Linked DNA regions of Homo sapiens: region 2 is linked to region 1. A link is an interaction called in ENCODE POLR2A ChIA-PET data of the cell type or tissue named here. Cell type or tissue: Panc1. All regions are shown on one strand. Links, peaks and the distances in the headings refer to the core of each region. The heading gives the core; the rest is flanking DNA. Region 1 has its middle 12 kb from the start of ZNF641. Region 2 holds the start of OR10AD1 (olfactory receptor family 10 subfamily AD member 1).

Region 1 (2,816 bases), core at 71-2,570:
AGTGCTTCAAGGAATAATGAGAAATACAGTTAAAAGTGCTTGTAGTTCTTGACTGTAATGTGTCACTTACATGCTAATTAACCACACTATGAGCATATATTCCAGATTAGGACAGTTGACCTCCCTTACAGTATAGTGTAAAGTAACTAACACAATATAATATCCTGCTACGCTTAAGCATTTTAAAGTTAAAGATATCATAGTATCTGCAAATTTGACAAACTCACTCTAAAGTTTAGATAGAACATAAAATTAAGAAGTCAATATAACCCTGAATAATAATAAGATGAACAGATTTTCCTTCTTATATATCAAAATTTATCATAAAGTTTTATAATAAGGATAATATGGTATTTGCAATGAGATAAATAAACCAATGAGATCATAATAGAGACTAGGCCAGAAATAAACGAGTATACACTTGAAAAATTGATGACAGCTGGGAGCAGTGGCTCATGCCTGTAATCCCAGCATTTGGGAGGCCAAGGTGGGAAGATCATGAGGTCAGGAGATCGAGACCATCCTGGCCAACATGGTGAAACCCCGTCTCTACTAAAAATACAAAAATTAGCTGGGCATGGTGGCACACGCCTGTAGTCCCAGCTACTCGGGAGGCTGAGGCAGGAGAATTGCCTGAACCCAGGAGGCAGAAGTTGCAGTGAGCCAAGATCGCACCACTGCACTCCAGCCTGGCAACAGAGCCAGACTCTGTTTCAAAAAAAAAAAAAAAAAAAAAAAAAAAAAAAAAAAAAAAATTGATGACAAAGCTGACAGTGTAAACCAAACATATATTTCCCTGTATTTTGTAGGAAACCTTTAACATGTTTTTTACATTTTAAGACTGTAATCCATCTAGAATTGATTTTGTGTACATTGATATAAGAACCAACTTTATTTTCTCCAAATAATACCAACTGTTTCATTTATTTTATAGCTCTTCCCTTTCCCACTGATTTGCTATGTCCACTTTGTCAAATATTGTTTTCATCTAATATAATTTTGAGAGAACAGAACATATCACAGAATAATACATGTGTTATTATTTCTTTTATGTAGTATTTTTAAATGTGCAAAACTAAATTTATTGTTTAGGAATGCACACATTTGAGGTAAAATTATAAAAAGAATACAAGGAAACCATAAACTCAAAACTCAGGGTAATGGTTATTATAGGAAGGAGTGAGGAGTTGTTGTTTTATTTCTTCATCTGGGTGAGATACACTGAGGTCCAATTATCTTCATTCTTACTGCATACAGACATTACATATAGTCTTTTTATGTATACTTCATAATTAAAATAGAAAATATATAATGGTTAAAATGAATAAATAGTTGAGACAAATAGTAAAATAATATAACCAAAAAGTTAATTATTGAGCTGAAAGATCTAGTTGAAAAGCTCTTCTAGATAACACCAAGATGGACAAAATATGAACAATTCAAAATGAAAAGATGAGAAATGCAAAAACAAAAAATTTTCAATAACCATCCTGGAGGAAGAAGGAAAAAAAAATGACTGAGGCATATTTAAAGAAATAATAATCTACCACTTGCAGGTGATGGAAATGTTCATTATTTTGATTGCATTGATGGTTTCATGGGTACATATATCTGTCAAAACCCATCAAATTACACACTTTAAATATATGCAGTCTATTGTACAATAATTATATTTCAATAAAGCTGTAAAGAAAAAAATTCATATGGAGTAAAAACAGAAAAAAACAAACTAGGATTAAAAGTACTCAGAGTTCCAAGTTAGATACAAGACAGATAAACATAACAAATAAAGAAAACCACTTAAACACTTAAAATGAATCTTGAGGACTTCTAAGACAAATAAGGTGTTCCTAAAAGATTCTAAAAATGTTTGTAGAGATGAAGAACTGCCTATTAAGGAAAAAATATCAGATTGAAATCAGACTTTTCAAAAGTAACATCAGATACAGAGAGTAACATAAAATTTCCAAAGTCTTGAAGAAAATAAATTTCAAAACTATGAATATGTGTCCAGTGATACTCTCTCTTAAAAGTTAGGGCCCAATATTTTAAATGATAGAAAACCTCAGAAAATTTACCAAACTGCCACCTTATTTGAAAACTCCTATTGGGAAGGTATCCTAGCAAGAAGCAAATAAATCAAAGAGGCTATATTTCACATTGGGGACTGTATGACCCCGAGTTTTGTTCATCTCTTCAGGATACTCTGAAGCCTGACTATTCACTGCTATGGCCTGTGACAGATAAACTGTCAAGTGTCACTCTTGTTCTATTTCTCAGTCAAAAGCAGTTTATTTGCATTTCTCTGGAGAAGGAGAGGGGACAGAAAGTGGTGAAAAGTAGGTTCTGACCTCCTTGCTGACCAATAATTTCATTAATAACATGGAAGATTGTATTACTCTTCAAAATATTTGCTAACCCTCCTGGGGAAGAATTATACTTTCTCCCCACCCCATTGATCTCAGGTTTCACCATGTAATCTCAACGCACCTCCCTGTAAGAGGATGATTTATCTCTGTCCTGATTGACTCAAATGTGGCCATGTGACTTACTTTGGAAAAAAAGTCACAGGTATCACTTCTGAGCACAAGTTTCAAAAACCAGTTTATAGTTCACCATTCTTCTCTTTTCATAAGTCCAAACACCAGCCATATCCCAGTTTAAAGGCTGCTCTCTAAGCCTAGGTCCTAAAGTAAAGGCTATGTAGTAACAAAGCCACCACTGTCTCAGTGACATGTAGCATGAGAATTAAATCTTTATTGTTGTTAGCCATTGAAATTTTGGGTCACTTGTTATCACAGCATAACTTGGCCTAA
Region 2 (2,816 bases), core at 14-2,513, 160 kb after region 1:
TTTGTTGCCAGAGACAAAGAGACAGTTGAAAGTTCTCTGAAGGTCCATTCTAGAAAGGTTAGATATATGCCCTGCTCATAGCTTCCCTTTTCACACAGGGATGGTTGGATCCTTTCCACCCAATTGTGTGTAACCGTAAATTCCAGCCCCAGGAGGAAAACCATCTCCTATTAGGAAGGCATGCATGAGCCCCCACCCAGCCCTCAGCTCCAGCATGCACAGCATGGGTGGCTGCGGTAGCAGCAGCAACTGCTGGGCGAGTGAGTCTGGGAAGAGGTGGGTGACTGGGAAGAGCTTGACATGACTGTCTCCAAAAAGGTGCAAATCACTGTTAGCTGAGGGACAATTGTGAGGATTAGAATGTTTTTATTTTCCCTGAAACTTCAACCCATTCATCATTTTAAATTAGGTACACAGAGGTTGAGCATTTTTGCTTCTAGAAAAATACACCTTCAAATATCTCAAGTGCTTCCTAAATACAATCTTCTATAACCTGATAGCCACCAGCCCTTTCCCTCACACACTCCATTCTTCAATTCCTAAAACTTTTCCTCAGTTGGCATGGTCCCAGACCCAATTATCTTATTTTTTCACCTCTGAATACATCCTGGTTAATGGCTAATCCTTCAATATTGAGGGCTCTGGAGCAGATGCAATACTTCACTTGATGCCTGATGAAACCAGAGTAAAGAACATTACAACCAGCACTTTCTTCATCTGTTGATATTATGATTCTATGTATGCAGCCTGTGATGACCCTGGCATTTTCACCACCCCGTAACACTGCCAAATTACTAGTTTACTAAGTTCCAAAAGGTTGACCACCATTCATCCATCCTGTTTTATAATTGGGCTTCTGGGACCAAGTGGGTACCTTCTATTACCCCACAGCTATACCCTTGTGCTTTTCCCATCATCTTTCCTCCTCAAACAGGCCCCAGATGCTAAGGAATGGCAGCATAGTGACGGAATTTATCCTCGTGGGCTTTCAGCAGAGCTCCACTTCCACACGAGCATTGCTCTTTGCCCTCTTCTTGGCCCTCTACAGCCTCACCATGGCCATGAATGGCCTCATCATCTTTATCACCTCCTGGACAGACCCCAAGCTCAACAGCCCCATGTACTTCTTCCTCGGCCATCTGTCTCTCCTGGATGTCTGCTTCATCACCACTACCATCCCACAGATGTTGATCCACCTCGTGGTCAGGGACCACATTGTCTCCTTTGTATGTTGCATGACCCAGATGTACTTTGTCTTCTGTGTTGGTGTGGCCGAGTGCATCCTCTTGGCTTTCATGGCCTATGACCGTTATGTTGCTATCTGCTACCCACTTAACTATGTCCCGATCATAAGCCAGAAGGTCTGTGTCAGGCTTGTGGGAACTGCCTGGTTCTTTGGGCTGATCAATGGCATCTTTCTCGAGTATATTTCATTCCGAGAGCCCTTCCGCAGAGACAACCACATAGAAAGCTTCTTCTGTGAGGCCCCCATAGTGATTGGCCTCTCTTGTGGGGACCCTCAGTTTAGTCTGTGGGCAATCTTTGCCGATGCCATCGTGGTAATTCTCAGCCCCATGGTGCTCACTGTCACTTCCTATGTGCACATCCTGGCCACCATCCTCAGCAAAGCCTCCTCCTCAGGTCGGGGGAAGACTTTCTCTACTTGTGCCTCTCACCTGACTGTGGTCATCTTTCTCTACACTTCAGCTATGTTCTCTTACATGAACCCCCACAGCACACATGGGCCTGACAAAGACAAACCTTTCTCCCTCCTGTACACCATCATTACCCCCATGTGCAACCCCATCATTTATAGTTTCCGCAACAAGGAAATTAAGGAGGCCATGGTGAGGGCACTTGGAAGAACCAGGCTGGCCCAGCCACAGTCTGTCTAGCAGGAAGGCCCTGAAAGGAAAGCTCCTTCACCTGGGGAATGGGAGAGTTACCCCATCCCCAGCCCTGGCAGATGAGTAACTCTCCTATGCTGAAAGGCTCCAGGAAAGAGCGTTCATGGCTTCCTTGGCACTAGAATCAGACCTGAAAGTTCCTCCTGATGTCCAATGTCCTGATGTTATCTCTCTGACTTCACTTCCACATTGTTTTTTCTTGGACCTTCCTCGGGAGAATTTCGGATTTTCCTTAGTTTTTTTCCTCAGTTTCTTTTCCTCTTAAGTTCTCACAACAGGATTCAATAAATAAGTGCACTTAACTCCATTTTATTTGTATATACCTTTACATGCTAGTCCCCCAACCTGAGTTTCGTACATACATTTAGAAATAAACTCTTTTATTTTTCAGCTCTTCATTTTACTGTTTTTCTTTCTCAAATTCCACTCTCACTTCCTGGGTCTACCCTCATCTACCCAATTCCTGTGAAAAGTAGGTAAAGAAGCAAGAAAAAAAGGGCTGGGCGCAGTGGCTCATGACTGTAATCTCAGCACTTTGGGAGGCTGAGGATGGAGTTTGAGACCTGCCTGGGCAACATAGGGAGACCCATCTCTACAAAAAATTTAAAAAATGAACTGGGTGTGGTGGCACATGCCTGTAGTCCCAGCTACTGAGGAGGCTGAGGTGGGAGGATTGCTTGAGCCTGGGAGGTTAAGGCTGCACGAGCAATGATAGCACTGCTGCACTCCAGCCTGAGCAACGCAGCAAGACCTTGTCTCATTAAAAAAAAAAAAAATGAAGAAGAAGAAGGAAGGAAGGAAGGGAGGGAAGGAGGGAGGGAGGGAAGGGAAGGGAAGAAAGAGGGAACTAGGGGTAAGTACTCACATAAGAAAAGTCAGTTAAAGAAAAAAAAAAGATCAGCACCCTGA

What was found. ChIA-PET counts read pairs that join two places held together with the same protein. Peaks named below come from ENCODE experiments on the same cell type or tissue, not always from the same donor. Only the 100,000 strongest peaks of a DNase experiment are listed, where the experiment ranks them.
Region 2: POLR2A ChIA-PET joins it to region 1 with 10 read pairs; 9 of 35 experiments call an interaction of 5 or more read pairs at or near these places.

The regions. Positions count from the first base shown.
Region 1 is chr12:48,361,565-48,364,380 of GRCh38, reverse strand. No RefSeq gene overlaps it. Among named protein-coding and RNA genes, the nearest start is that of ZNF641, 12 kb to the right of the region's middle. In Panc1, for the core only: no CTCF peak of the experiment used is centred there; no DNase peak of the experiment used is centred there.
Region 2 is chr12:48,201,418-48,204,233 of GRCh38, reverse strand. OR10AD1 (olfactory receptor family 10 subfamily AD member 1) reads left to right here and starts at 942. Exons shown (of 1, transcript NM_001004134.1): 1 at 942-1,895. The coding sequence starts at 942. The coding sequence ends at 1,895. All of the region lies in intron 1 of LOC102725258 (a long non-coding RNA gene), which reads right to left. In Panc1, for the core only: no CTCF peak of the experiment used is centred there; no DNase peak of the experiment used is centred there.